2 separate regions of the Homo sapiens genome follow, and region 2 is linked to region 1. Evidence: read pairs that join two places in POLR2A ChIA-PET (ENCODE). Cell type or tissue: Panc1. All regions are shown on one strand.

Region 1 (8,000 bases):
ATTTTTAGATGATAAACATCTGTGGGACAAGAGTAATTACTGAATAAGTGGTGTTGGTTCAATTGGTTAACCATTTAAGGAAAAACATATTTCAATTCCTGTCTTATTTCAAAATAAATTCAAGGCAGTGTTTCATGTAAAATATAAAGTAATCAAAATGGTTGAAAATTTTGTGTGAAATGTGAAATTTTAAAATATAATTTTGAAGTAAATTTTAAATATAATTTTGAAGCAGAGCACAACCCCACAAGTGAAAAAATAAAACATGCAATTCATTTGTGGAAAATATAAAGTTACTGTTTGGCTAAAATAAAAGTTACATAAATATAGTTTTTAAAAAACAACCAATAAAACTAAGAAAATATTAAATACCAAATAACTAAATAAAACTCTTAAGGTGTATTTGGCTTACCTAATTCACCAAACAAGTCTACAGAAATTTGAATTTTGATACTCTCTGATCTCAATTATTCTTCCTTTTATTAATACTTTTTATAAACACTTGTGGACTCAAAAAAGTGTTGGATTTTTTCTTAAAGTTATCAAACTATTTTTTTTTTTTTTGAGACAGAGTCTCGCTCTGTCTCCCAGGCTGGAGTGCAGTGGCACGATCTCGGCTCACTGCAAGCACTGCCTCACGGGTTCACGCCATTCTCCTGCCTCAGCCTCCCGAGTAGCTGGGACTACAGGCGCCCACCACCACGCCCGGCTAATTTTTTGTATTTTTAGTAGAGATGGGGTTTCACTGTGTTAGCCAGGATGGTCTCGATCTCCTGACCTCGTGATCCGCCCGCCTCGGCCTCCCAAAATGCTGGGATTACAGGCGTGAGCCACCGTGCCCAGCCTAAGTTATCAAACTATTTTAATCTGTGCACTGCCAGTCTATTGCCTTATTTATTTAACTATTTGAAAATTCTTAATATATCTAAATGAATGAATGTGGTAAGTTGCAATAAATATTTACAAAAGCAGAAGGGAGACTAGATTTCACCGAAGAGCTGTGAATTGCAGATCCCCTGACCTGGGTGATAATTGATCATGCCCTGAGAATGCTAGAATGGGGATGCTGAATTTGGCATTTGACTATTAAGTCGACCCCAGGCCAAATATGAAACCAGATAGATTATGGCAGAACATTGAGACCAAGGTGAACTACAAAGCTTCCAAAATATACACCAGTAGAAGCATCACGAAATTTTTAGAAAGATAAATAATTGTCTTGGTTATGTCTGGGGAGTGGAGACGAGGCTGGGGTAGGGAGACTTTTGCTTTTCATTTCATATTGTTTACTTTGAAGTTTTTATCATGTGCATTTATTACTTTAAAACAAAGTCGGCTGGGCACAGTGGCTCACGCCTGTAATCTCAGCACTTTGGGAGGCCGAGGCGGGTGGATCACGAGGTCAGGAGATTGAGACTATCTTGGCTAACATGGTGAAACCCTGTCTCTACTAAAAATACAAAAAAAAATTAGCCGGGCGTGGTGGTGGGCACCTGTAGTCCCAGCTACTCGGGAGGCTGAGGCAGGAGAATGGCGTGAACCAGGGAGGCAGAGCTTGCGGTGAGCTGAGATCACGTCACTGCACTCCAGCCTGGGTGACAGAGCGAGGCTCAGTCTCAAAAACAAAACAAAAAACAAAGTCTAAGGGCAATTCCTTGCTGAAGGACAGGATACACAGAATCAGAAAGTTTGCTGTTTAGTATCAAATAAATATTTGTTGTTGTGGCATTTTCTTTTTTTTTTTTTTTTGGACAGAATCTTGCTCTGTCACCAGGCTGGAGTTCAGTGGTGCGATCTCAGCTCACTGCAACCTTCGTCTCCCATGTTCAAGCAAATTTCCCCTGCCTTGGCCTCCCGCGTAGCTGGGACTACAGGTGCACGCCACCATGCCCGGCTAATTTTTTTGTACTTTAGTAGAGACGGGGTTTCACCGTGTTGACCAGGATGGTCTCGATCTCCTGACCCTCGTGATCCACCCGCCTTGGCCTCCCAAAGTGCTGGGATTACAGGATGAGCCACCTCGCGCGGCCACATTTTATTTTGAATAGAAGATTAAGATTAGCAGACCACTTTTCTTTGCCATCGTGGTGTGTGCTTGCCTTCGCTTCTCCCCATGTCTCCTCACAAGACTTTCAGGATTAAGCGATTCCTGGTCAAGAAACTAAAGCAAATCGTTCCATTCCCCAGTGGATTCAGATGAAAGCTGGTAATAGAATCAGGCACACTACAAAAGGAAACACTGGAGAAGAAGCAAGCTGGATCTGTAAGGAATTGCACATGAGATGGCACACATATTTATGCTGGGCCGAGGTCAGACCATCTTACCGTATCAAGCTGAAAATGCCACCACTATCTGGACAGTTGGACATATTTTATTGGGAATATATTTTTTCTTTCTATGTGTGCTATGAAGGGATTGGTTGGCTGGGTTCAGTAATGAATGTGTGAGGCCTTTACTTTAAAAAAAAGAAAAAGATTAGCAGACCTCTGAAATGCCCTTCTGATGATAATATATGACAATTCCTGTATCAGGATAATTGACTTAGTTGTGTTTTGGCACCCAACAATCGTTGCACAGGCAACCTAGGATGTATTCAAATGCTACAAAGGAATAAGGAACATATTTAACATATTGGACTAAATAATATTGAAAGACATGAAAACTTTAATTCAGTTCATTGATTATGTTTTTAGTCTTCTCTTATCATATTTATCATATCTTTGATTCAAATAATTTTTACCCAAAATGACTTTATAATTAATGATAATAATGTGCAGCAAGACAGAATATTGATCAATGAAACTTGGAGAAATATGAATGACTAATGTCTCTTGAGCACTTATAATGAGCCAGACACTATGCTAAGTGCTTACCATGAGCTATAATAATCACTGCTCATAACACCCCTGTGAAGCGTGTGCTCGTATTTTCTCCATTTTACAGGTGATAAACATGAGGCTTGAAAGGGTTTACAATTTTGTCCAAAATTTAAAGTAATATATATTTACTTTATATTTTACATGAAATGCTGCCTTGAATTTATTTTGGAATGAGACAGGAATTGAAACTTACATTTTCCCCTAGTTCTGAGATTCCAACCTAAGCAATGTGATTTGATATGTGCCTGTTATTTCCTGTTACTCTTGCTACCTGCCCCACGGGAGAGGACGGAGAGGATGATTCAGAACGCATTTCAGTTGCCTGTGGAAGCCACTTTATGACTTCCCAGTGGATCAGGAGGGACAAGGATAGGGAGGGTTTGGGGGGACAGAGTCACCTCCCCAGTGAATAAAATTGGTATTCCATTTCTGACAAAATGTCATTTGGGCTCAAGAAGAAACCTGTACTTTTTAGAGCATCAGTAAAATTTGTTCAGATTTTTAAATGGATCGGTGTCAGGTATGACTCTATCTGCTCACAGAAGAGTAATCGTAATGAAAAAAGACCTCAATTCAACATCACCAATTCTTCCTGTAACCTAAATACCCTAATGCGGTGGAAACACTACAGGGTTTCTCAAAATGTGTGGGAATGCCAATAACACACACTCGGCAGCAGGCTGACCTTGGGCGAGGGCCAGAGGAGACAGAAGACAAGAAGCAACAGAGCAGAGGAAGCGATGAGCTCAGGTCTGAGGGAGAGGAACCAGAGCCTTATCTGCTGCGTGTGAGTACGAAGCAACCTGTGGCTGGAAGAGGAAATCACATAAACATTTGAACAAGGAGGCTCCCTCTAATCCTTAGAAGTCCGTGCTTGCCCTCTGAATGACTGAAGCCCATAGAAAGATGAAATTTACAACCAAGCCACCGGTTTGCTGCAAACATTAGGGCCACAAGAGACAACCCAGCCTGAAAGGTCAGGGGCCCAAGGTTCCACGGCCCAGAAAGCTCTGGCCACTGTGCTCAAATGTTCCACTGTTGAATCTTTTCTCTTCTTGGTAAAGTTTGGCTTCATGACTGAAAACAAAGTACTGAAACTTGTAAATCACTTACAAATTCTGTTTCCATTTTTCTTGTCTGATATCCAATTATTCCGGAGCCTGGCAACTCTAAGTTCATCTAATTAATCTGAAAATTCAACCTAATTGGCATGTGAATGGTGCGGTATACAAAAGCACCAACACCACATTCCTGCACACAGGTAAATGCACGGGCTGCATTCATGCCTCAGCCGGTAAATGAAAAAACACATCCAGACTACCAAGTGCCTGCCAAGTATGAGAGTGCACGGAAACCCTAGGCCCTGAATAAATGCAGCCATGAGTCACTTAACCACAGGACATGTTCTGTGAAACACATGGTAGGCAACTTTGACACTGTATGAACGTCATAGAGTATACTTACATAAACCTAGATGGTCTAGCCTCCTACACACATAGGCTATACGTGATATCCTACTGCTCTTAGGCTACAAACCTGTACAGTATGTTACTGTACTGAATACTGTCAGCAACTATAACACAATGATAGGTATTTGTGTATCTAAACATAGAAAAGGTAGAGTAAAAATATGACAGAAAAGACTAAAAAATGGTACACTTGTATAGGGCACTTACCATAACTTTTATACCAAAAACTATAAAGATACCAGTGGAAAACTTCCAAATTGTTCAAATGTATATTTTGGAAAGAACATTAAAAGTTACAGAAAAGAAGGTTGTTTCCATGCAGTTCAGAAGATCCAACCATCAGTTTAGAGGGAACAGAAAAATATGGTAATGACATCATGATGCAACCATCAGAATGCAGACTGCAGGCAGCTCTAGACTTTGCTACTCTAAGTGTGGTCCATGGATGGTCAGCATCCACCTCACCTGGGAGCTTGCCAGAAATGCCACATCTCAGACCCACTGCAGATCCCTGCACTAAAGCAGAATCTACTAATTTATTTATGTATTTATTTTTTGAGACGCAATCTTGCTCTTGTTGCCCAGGCTGGAGTGCAGTGGTGCAATCTCGGCTCACTGCTCAACTGCAACCCCCAACTCCTCCTGCTTCAGCCTCCTGAGTAGCTGGGATTACAGGCACCCGCCACCACGCCCGGCTAATTTTTATACTGTTAGTAGATACGGGATTTTGCCACATTGGCCAGGCTGGAGAATCTACTTTTTAACAAGATCCCCAGGTGGTTTGTATACACTTTAGCATTTGAGAAGTAGCACTCTATTGGAGAAGGCACCCAATTTCTTCAACAAATAAATTACAACCAAAAGAAAAAGAGAGAAGGTAATAAATAGATTAAAAGAGGTAAGACAGCCTGAGCAACATGACAAGATCCCATCTCTACAAAAAATTTTTAAAAACTAGCCAGACATGATGATGTGTACCTGTAGTCCCAGCTACTAGGGAGACTGAGGCGGCAGGATCGCTAAGTCTAGGAGTTTGAGACTGAGGTGAGCTATGATCATGCCACTGCACTCCAAGCTGGGTGACAGAGTCAGATCCTGTCTATAAAATAAATAAGTAAAAGAGATTAAGAGACCTTCAATAAGATGCAATGTGTGGACTTTGCTTGGATTCTGAGATTTTATTTTATTTTTTTTTTTATATACAGTTTTTACAATTTCAATAGCTTTTGGGGTACAAGTGGTTTTCAGTTACATGGATGAATTGTATAGTTAAGTCTGAGATCTTAGTGTACTCGTCACCCAATTAGTGCACATTGTACCCAATATGTAGTTTTAAAAAATCTCTTATCCCCCTCCTACTTCCCCTTCTGAGTCTCTAGTATCCGTTTTACCACTCTGTATGCCTTTGCTTACCTATAGCTTAGTTCCTACTTATAAGTGAAAACATATGGTATTTGATTTTCCATTCCTGAGTTACTCCACTTAGAATAATGACCTCCACTTCCAGCCAAGTTGCTGCAAAAGACATTATTTCCTTCTTTTTTATGGCTGAGTAGTATTCTCTCGTGTATATATACCACATTTTCTTTATCCACTCACTGGCTGATGGCCACTTAGGTTGGTTCCATATCTTTGCAATTGTGAATTGTTCTGCATAAACATATATGTGCAGGTGTCTTTTTGATATAATGACATCTTTTCCTTTGGGTACATACCCAGTAGTCAGATTGCTGGATCAAATGGTAGATCCACTTTTAGAAATAGATCTACTTGGGCTGGGTGCGGTGGCTCACGCCTGTAATCGCAGCACTTTGGGAGGCTGAAGCAGGCAGATCACCTGAGGTCAAGAGTTTGAGACCAGCCTGGCCAACATGGTGAAACTCTGTCTCTACTAAAAATACAAAAATTAGCCAGACGTGGAGGCAGAAGCCTGTAATCCCAGCTACTCAGGAGGCTGAGGCAAGAGAATCACTTGAGCCCGGTAGGTGGAGGTTTCAGTGAGCCGAGATTGCGCTATTGCACTCCAGCCTGGGTGACAGAGTGAGATTCTGTCTCAAAAAATAAATAAATAAAATGAAATAAAATAAAATAAAACAGAAATAGATCTACTTGGATGGGTGTGGTGGTTCATGCCTGTAATCCCAGCACTTTCGGAGGCTGAGGTGGGTGGATCACTTGAGCCCACAAGTTCATGACCAGCCTGGGCAACATAGTGAGACCCCCATCTGTTTTTCTTAAGATAAATACATTTTTAAAAAAAGAAATAGATCACTTTGGTAAATCTCCGTACTGTTTTTATAGAGGTTGTACTAATTTACATTCCCACCAGCAGCATATAAGTGTTCCTTTTTCGCCATATCCACACCAACATCTATTGTTTTTTGACTTTTTAATAATGGCCATTCTGGCTGGGGTAAGGTTGTATCTCATTGTGGTTTTAATTTGAATTTCTCTGATGATTAGTGATGTTGCACATTTTTCACATGTTTCTTGGCTATTTGTGTATCTTCTTTTGAGAAATGTTTTTTCATGTCACTTGTTCACTTTTTAGTGGGATTATGTTTTTATTTTCTTGCTAATTTGTTTGAGTTCCTTGTATATTCTGCATATTAGTCCTTTGTCAGATGCATAGTTTGCAAATATTTTCTCCCATTCTATGGGTTGTCTGTTTGATGATTATTTCTTTTCCTGTGAAGAAGCTTTTTAGTTTAATTAGGTGCCATTTATTTATTTTTATTTTTGTTGCATTTACTTTTGGGGTCTTAGTCATAAATTCTTTGTTTAAGCCAATGTCCAGAAATATTTTAGCTAGGTTTTCTTCTAAAATTGTTATGGTTTTATTTTAGCTAGGTTTTCTTCTAAAATTGTTATGGTTTCAGGTTTCAGGTCTCAGATTTTTTTTTTTTTTTTGAGACAGAGTTTCTCTCTTGTTGCCCAAGTTGGAGTGCAATGGCACGATCTCGGCTCACTGCAACCTCCGCCTCCCAGGTCCAAGTGATTCTCCTGCCTCAGCCTCCCGAGTAGCTGGGACTACGGGCACCCGCCACCACGCCCGGCTAACTTTTTGTATTTTTAGTTGAGACGGGATTTCACCTTGTTAGCCAGGATGGTCTCAATCTTTTGAACTCGTGATCTGCCCGCCTTGGCCTCCCAAAGTGCTGGGATTACAGGCGTGAGCCACCGCGCCTGGCCTCATGTCTTAGATTTAAGTCTTTTATCCATCTCGAGCTGATGTTTGTAGATAGTGAGAGATAGGGGTCCATTTCATTCTTCTACATGTGGCTATCCAGTTGTCCCAGCACCATCTATTGAATAGAATGTCTTTTCCCTGATTTATGTTTTTGTATGCTCTGTCAAAAGATCAATTACTTGTAAGTATTCAGCTTTATTTCTCGGTTCTCTATTCTGTTCCATTGGTCTATGTGTCTACTTTTATACCAGTATCATGTTGTTTGGATTACTATAGCCTTGTAGTATAATTTGAGGTTGGATAGTGTGATGCGTCCATATTTGTTTTTTTTTTTTGCTTAGGATTGTGTTAGCTATTCGAGCTCTTTTTTTGGTTCCATATGAATTTTAGGATGGTTTTTTTCTAGCTCTGCAAAAAAAGATGTTGGTATTTTGATAGAAATTGCATTGAATCTGCAGATT
Region 2 (8,000 bases), 210 kb before region 1:
AGGTATTTGTCCTAATGCTCAAGACTGGGTAATTTTTAAATAATACAAATTTACTTCTCATTACTCTAGTTGCGGAGAAATCCAAGATCAAGGTGCCAGCAGGTTGTGTGTCTGGTGAGGGCTGCTCTCTGCTTCCAAGATGAGGCCTGTTGCTGCATCCTCCAGAGGGGACAAACCCTGTGTCCTTGCATGGCAGTAGGGTCAGAAGGGCAAGAGGCGGTCCCTTCAACCTTGAGTCCTTTAATAAAGGCACTAACCTCATTCAGGACAGCCGAGCTCTCATGACTTAATCACCTCCTAATGCCCCACCGCTTATTGTTATTGCCTTGGGGATTCAGTTTCAACATATATTTTGGAGGAGACACTATCATCCAAATCACAGCAGTGTTCATGCCTGATTCCCTCCATTTTCATCTCATAGGAGGCAAGGTTGTTGAAGATGAGGGAATAGGGGTTGAGTTGAGAATGGATAAGATTCAGGAAATTAGAGTTAGAGAGGGAGGTAACCAAATACATTGCAAAGGACTAACGGGCAGCAGTGAAGGATCAGCCAAGTTTGGGGACCATTGGTTTATGGTGTCATCAAGTCACATGGCTAAGCACAATCTGGAAAATACGATGGGACTATAGCTGTACAGGCTAGTGGGGTTTATCTGCCATCATCTCTGTACCTGAAGGTGGACCTTGTTTTGCCATAGAAGCTGCCATTCTTAAGGTGGGCTCTGACCCTTCGTTTTGCAGTGAGTCTGTTTTCCGAGCAAGGCTCTGATTGAATGTCCAGTGTGCTTTAAGGTCCTGTCTCCTCTGTGTGTCTGTCACCCAGCAGCCAGTTGGCCACTGTTCTAGCTCTGATGGCTGGGGGAAACTGTGCTAGATTATACAGAGAGGCACTAAAATCTGAGCCCCTGAAAAATTGTTATGGATTTCTTATACTCATAAAAAAAGAAATTATTCACCAATCAGTGACACTTGTGAAAATCTGCCTGAATTAAAGTCAGCAAAAAAGGACATCAAATTAGTCCACACTACTGGGGAGGGAGGTTGGAGTGTGAAGATTTGCAGGAGAAATCATGTCCTTTTTTGGATACTGCCACCTTTTAGGTAAATGCCCAAGAACTAAAGAATGTAGATCAGTTATAGGAGTTAGAATTCCTACTGCATTCTCACGTTTACCTATATTATTCCATTAAGTAATCAGCAATGCTATGGAGATGATATTATGGCCATTAAAGGAAAAAGAGTCTGAGTCTGATCAACTTTCCCAAGATCAATAGCTGGTAATTGGTGAGCTGATTGTTCCTGACCCCACACCTACACTTTTTCCCACACACAGGTGTACCTCATTTTATTGGCATTGCTTTATTGCACTTTGAAGACACTGCTTTTTTTTTTTTTTAAACAAATTGAAGGTTTGTGGCAACCCTGAGTTGACCAAGTCTACCAGCACCATCTTTTCAAAAGCATATGCTCATTTTCTGTTTTTGTGTCAGACTTTGGTAATTCTCACAATATTTCAAGTGTTTTCATTATTATTCTATCTGCTATGGTGATTTGTGATCAGTGATCCTTGATGTTACTATTGTAATTGTTTTGGAGCTCCATGAACCGTGCCCATATAAGACTGTGAACTTAATCAATAAATGGTGTTTATGTTCTGACTGCTCCACCGACCTGCCATTCCCATCTCTCTCCCTCTCCTCAGGCCTTCCTATGCCTTGAGTCACAATAATATTCAAATTAGGCCAATTAATAACCCAATAATGGCCTCTATGTGTTCAAATGAAGAGTTACAATCTGTCACTTTTAATCAAAAGCAATAAATGATTAAGCTTAGTTAGGAAGGCATGTCAAAAGTCAAAATAAGCCAGAAGCTAGGCTTTTTGTGCCAGATAGCCAAGTTGTGAATACAAAGGAAAACTTCTTGAAGGAAATGAAAAGTGCTACCCAAGTGAACATACAAATGATAAGGAAGCGAAACAGCCTTTTTGTTGATATGGATGAAGTTTGAGTGGTCTGGAGAGAAGAACAAACCAGGCACAACATTCCCTTAAGCCAAAGCTTAATCAGAGACACATTGTGACTCTCTTCTTTTTTTTTTTTTTCCGAGACAGAGTTTCTCTCTTGTTGCCCAGGCTGGAGTGCAATGGCACGATCTCGGCTCACTGCAACCTCTGCCTCCCGGGTTCAAGTGATTCTCCTGCCTCAGCCTCCTGAGTAGCTGGGATTACAGGCATGCGCCACCGTGCCTGACTAATTTTGTATTTTTAGTAGAGACTTGGTTTCACCATGTTGGTCAGGCTTGTCTCGACCTCCTGACCTCAGGTAACCCACCCGCCTCAGCCTCCCAAAGTGCTGGGATTACAGGCATGAGCCACCGCGCCCGGCCAACTCTCTTCAATTCTATGAAAGCTGAGAGAGGTGAGGAAGCTGAAGAAGAAAAGTTTGAAGCTAGCAATCGTTGGTTCATGGAGTTTAAAGAAAGAAACTGTCTCTGTAATATAATGCAAGGTGAATTCCTAGTGATGATGGAGAAGCTGCAGTAAGTTATCCAGAAGATCTAGCTAAGATCATTGATGAAGATGATTACACTAAACAACAGATTTTCAATGTAGACAAAACAGCCTTCTATTGGCAGGAGATGCCATGTAGGTCTTTCATAGCTTCAAAGGACAGGCTCACTCTCTTGTTAGGGGCTCAGGCACCTGGTGACTTGAAGTCGAAGCCAAAGCTCATTTACCATTCTGAAAAGCCTACGGCCCTTAAAAATTATGCTAAATTTGTGTGCTCTTATAAAGTGTGCTCTATAAGTAGAACAACAGAGCCTAGATGAGAGTATCTCTATTCACAGCATGGTTTACTGTACACTTTAAGCCTACTGTTGAGACCTATGGCTCAGAAAAAAAGATTTCTTCCAAAATATTGCTGCTCACTGACAATGCACCTAGTCAACCAAGAGCTCTGATAGAGATGTACATGGAGATGAAAGTTGTTTTCATGCCTGCAAACATGACATCTGATTTGGTTTGGCTGTGTCCCCATCCAAATCTCATCTTGAACTGTAGCCTCCATAATTCCCATATGTTGTGGGAGGGACCTGATGGGAGATGATTAAATCATGGGGGTGGTTCCCCTATACTGTTCTCATGGTAGTGAATAAGTCTTATGAGATCTGATGATTTTATAAGGCGTTTCCCCTTTCGCTTGTCTATCATCATTCTCTCTTGTCTACCACCATGTAAGACGTGCCTTTCATCTTCCACCATGACTGAAGCCTCCCCAGCCATGTGGAACTGTGAGTCCATTAAGCATCGCTGTTTTATGAATTACCTAGTCTCAGGTATGTCTTTATCAGTAGCGTGAAAACAGAGGAATACGACATCCATTCCACAGCCTACGGATCAAAGAGTCATTTGGACTTGCAAGTCTTCTTAGTTAAAAATACATTCCATAAGGCTATATCTGCCATAGATAGTGAGTCCTCTGATGGACCTGGGCAAAGTCCATTGAAAACCTTCTGGAGGATTATTTGTAATCCAAAGGATAAATGCTTGAGGGGATTGCTTGAGGGGATGGATACCCCATTCTCCATGATGTGCTTACTTCACAGTGCATGCCTGTATCAAAACATCTCCTGTACCCCATAAATTTATACACCGTGCACCCAAAAAAATTTGAAAAAATAATTTAAAAATTAAAAAAAAAAGAAAAACTTCTGGAAAGGAATCACCATTCTAGACGCCATTAAGAACATTTATGATTCATGGGAAAAGGTCAAAATATCAACATTAGCAGGAGTTTAGAGGTTGATTCCAACCTTCGTGGATGACTGAGGGGTTCAAGACTTCAGTGGAGGAAGAAACTGCAGATGTGGTAAAAAGTGCAAGAGAACTAGAATGCGAAGTGAAGCCTGTAAATGTGACTGAATTGCTATAATTTCATGATCAAACTTGAACAGAGGAGTAGTTACTTCTTATGGATGAGCCAAGAAAGTAGTTTCTTGAGATGGAATCTACTCTTGGTGAAGATGCTGCGAACACTGTTGAAATGACCACAAAGGCTTTAGAATATTACATCAACTTAGTTGATAATATAGTGGTAAGCTTCGAGAGGATTTTGACTCCCTTTTTTTTTTTTTTTTTTTTTTGAGACAGGGTCTCCTCTGTTGCCCAGATTGGAGTGCGGTGGCACAATCACGGCTCACTGCAGACTCAACTTCCCAGGCTCAGGTGATCCTCCCAACTCAGCCTCCTGAGTAGCTGGGACTTCAGGGATGTGCCACCAGGCCGACTAATTTTTCGTATTTTTAGTAGAGATGGGGTTTTGCCATGTTGCCTAGGCTGGTCTCGAACTCCTGGGCTCAAGCAATCCTCCTATCTTGGCCTCCCAAAGTGCTGGGATTACAGGCGTGAGCCACCACGCCCAGCCTTGACTCCAATTTTTTTTTTTTTTTTTTGAGATGGAATCTCGCTCTGTTGCCCAGGCTGGAGTGCAGTGGCATGATCTTGGCTCACTCAAGCTCCGCCTCCTGGGTTCAAGCCATTCTCCTGCCTCAGCCTCCTGAGTAGCTGGGTCTACAGTGCCCGCCACCACGCCTGGCTAATTTTTTCTATTTTTTAGCAGAGACGGGGTTTCACCGTGTTAGCCAGGATGGGCTCGATCTCCTGACCTCGTGATCCACCCACCTTGGCCTCCCAAAGTGCTGGGATTACAGGCGTGAGCCACCGCGCCCGGCCCCTTGACTCCAATTTTGAAAAAAGTTTTACTGTGGGTAAAATGCTGTCAAACAAATATTGCACGCAACAGAGAAACCTTTCATGAAAGGAAAAGTCAATTGATGTGGCAAACTTCATTGTTGTCTTATTTTTAAAATTGTCACAGCCAGCCGGGGCAGTGACTCATGCCTGTAATGTCAGCAGTTTGGGAGTCCAAGATGAGTGGATCGCTTGAGGCCAGAAGCTTGAGACCAGCCTGGGCAACATAGCGAGATCCTGTCTCTACAAAAAATACAAAGTGAAAAAAAAATTTATTTTAAAAAGAGACATTGCCACAGCCACCCCTACCTTTAGCAACTACCACCTTGATCACAGCAGCCATCCACATCGAGGCAAGACCCTCCCTCCGCAAGAAGATTATGACTTGCTGATGGCTCAGATTACCATTAGCATTTTTTAGCAATAAAGTATTAGGTACTTTTTTGTGACATTATGCTATGACACACTTAACAGACTACAGTATAGTGTAAACATAACTTTTATATGCACTGGGAAACAAAAAATTCATGTGACTCACTTTATTGTGATATTCATTTATTGTAGTGGTCTGGAACTAAACCCACAATATGTCTGAGGCATGCCTGTATTGCCCAGAGAGAAAGTTAGACTAAAATGAAACATACTAGGTGAATTATAGTGTAGGTGGCAGAAAAATGTGACGAGTTCTATGTAGCATATCTACCGTAGTAACCTTCACCACGGGGAGCCAGTCAGAGGTAATCCATTGCAGGGGTGTCTGTCGTATCCAGGCTTCAGGGAACCTACTTTGAGGGTATAAGAAATATGTCTATTCTTCTCTGTTTCTGAGGCCTTAAAGTAAGGTCTGATGATCGTGGAGTTAGGTGTAGCATCATGTAAGAATTAGAAGCAGTCAGAGAGGCAGGGCACAGTGGCTCATGCCTGTAATCCCAGCTACTCGGGAGGCTGAGGCAGGAGAATCACTTGAACTCGGGAGTTGGAGGTTGCAGTGAGCCGAGATCGTGCCACTGCACTCCAGCCTGGGTGACAGAGTGAGACTCTTGTCTCAAAAAAAAAAAAAAGAAGCAGTCAGAGAAATGAGCACGTCTGCCTTTTTAGTTCTAGAGACCTAACTCCTCTTGAAATAGGAAAGGATGCATATGCTAATTATGCTTAAGGATTTGTAATCCTGATTTTAACTCAGCAAAAAGATCACCAGCACACTGAAACTCCTTGCAGCTTTGCCATAGACCCACTGGGAGGGTTAAAGGAAAGTGTTTTTTCTCTTCATCCTTGTGCCTCTTATACTACCTCCTTTTCTCAAAATAACAACCTATCCCACAGAGGTCAGTGGGAAAGAGGAGGTATGCTCTCTTCTAAATGGCTGGGTCTTTGAATGTAGTCAGGAGATTTCAAATCATAGATTGCATAAAAGACTCCCCTTTCCCACAGCCAACATAGTTGTTCTCTGCTTCTCATTATGACACATAATCTGTAAAAGAAAAAAAGAGCTTGAAACACCCACCATCTCTTTCAAGGTGTCCCTGGTTCCTCTTTTCTGTTCAGGATTGAAATTGCCTTGCCTGCCAGTCACTTCAGGTAGATGGATGTGCTTTGCTCTTGCTTCCTAATGTGGGACAGTGATCAGGCTTGGCGAATTTCTTCCAACTCTCCCACTGACTTATTATGCCACTCACCCCTATCCATTGGCACTGGCTGGGAAATGTTGATAAAGAAATTACATGCAGCCTGGCATAGTGGTGCATGCCTGCAGTCCCAGCTGCTCAGAAGGCTGTGGCAAGGAGTTCAGGGCTATAGGACCCCATGTTCATGCCTATGAATAGCCACTGTCCTCCAGCCTGGACAACACAGTGAGACCTCATTCATAAATAAATAAACACATAAATAAACAGAAATCACACTCAGTGGATAAATGGAATGTGGTATAAACATACAATGAAATATTATTCAGCTTTGAAAAAGAAGGAAATTCTGCCATATGCAACAACATGGATGAGCCTGGAGGACTATATGCTAAGTGGAATAAGCCAGTCACTGGAGAACAAATGCTGCATGATTCTGCTTATATGATGTATCTTAAAATAGTCAAAACTCAGGAAACAGAGAGTGGAACGGTGGGTGCCATGATGTAGAGGGAGAGGGAAAGGGAAAGGGGAATTGCTGTCCAGTGGATCTAAAGTTATGCAAGGTGAATAAGTTCTCGAGATCTGCTGTACAACGCTGCGCCACCATTAACAAAACTATATTGTGCACTTAAATATTTGTTAAGAGGGTAGATTTCATGTTAAGTGTTCTTACCACAGTAAAGAAAAAAAAGAAGGAAATCACACTCGGATAGCTTCCACTTAAGTAGATTCAGACGCAATTTTCTGCGAGTGTTAGAGAGAAGAGAGCCCAAATAGACTGGGGTCAGAAGACGGGGATTGGCCACAGCAGATGTCCGTGGGGAAGAAACTTTGTAGTTTGAGTACAAGTTTTTTCAAATGAAGTTATCTGCTCTGCCTCACAGGGTCCTGCGAGGATCTAATTAGATGCCTGTTTGTGAGTTTTGAAATACTAAGTGATGATAATTTAAGTAAACACATGTTCACAAAGGCCTCCCAAAAGTTCCTCCTGACTTTATGTGATTCACTAACCCAGGCCTGTACTCTCTATTGTGGGTCTTCTTAAATATCTGTTGTGGGGTGAGAGGTTTGAAGAATTATAAGTGGGGGAGTTTATAAAGAGTGCTTACTTCTTAAATAGGAAGAATCCCATTCAACTGCATTTTCTGTTTTGTTTTGTACTTCCACTGAGGGACAGATTAACAGAGTAGCTGGGGAAAGAAAGGAAAGGGAGGAGTCTATAAGCCTCACCATCAGGTGCCTATACGGTGTCTGGGGAGGCTAGATTTACTTATGTAAAAAGAACTGCCCAGCAATACAAGGCTTATTATCTGATTAAGTATTACACAAATAGATGGTATGAGTCATGGTTAAACGGCTTGCCTGGCTGACACAGCAGAGAAAATTATTCTGTAAGATGCATTTGAATGTGCCCTAAGGGAGATGGGTGGCAAAAACTGTTAACCACATCTGGGTTGAACAATCTGTAAAAAAAAAAAAAGCATGACCAGAATGTGAAAGAGATCAACTCAACACCCATAGAGCTTTAAAACCCCCATTCTAACTTTCAGAGAAAATCTGCTGATGTTGACTATGGGTGCTACTGTGCTGGTGAGATTGCCCCAGTCTAACACTCAAAATGACC

Evidence for each region. ChIA-PET counts read pairs that join two places held together with the same protein. Peaks named below come from ENCODE experiments on the same cell type or tissue, not always from the same donor. Only the 100,000 strongest peaks of a DNase experiment are listed, where the experiment ranks them.
Region 2: POLR2A ChIA-PET joins it to region 1 with 5 read pairs; 1 of 35 experiments calls an interaction of 5 or more read pairs at or near these places.

The regions. Positions count from the first base shown.
Region 1 is chr18:3,301,776-3,309,775 of GRCh38, reverse strand. No RefSeq gene overlaps it. Among named protein-coding and RNA genes, the nearest start is that of MYL12-AS1, 43 kb to the right of the region's middle. In Panc1, no CTCF peak of the experiment used is centred here; DNase peaks (open chromatin) are centred at 3,525, 3,772 and 4,245; H3K4me3 peaks cover 1,191 bases; H3K27ac peaks cover 4,266 bases.
Region 2 is chr18:3,511,922-3,519,921 of GRCh38, reverse strand. All of the region lies in intron 10 of DLGAP1 (DLG associated protein 1), which reads left to right. Among named protein-coding and RNA genes, the nearest start is that of GAPLINC, 50 kb to the right of the region's middle. In Panc1, no CTCF peak of the experiment used is centred here; a DNase peak (open chromatin) is centred at 7,718; H3K27ac peaks cover 7,372 bases.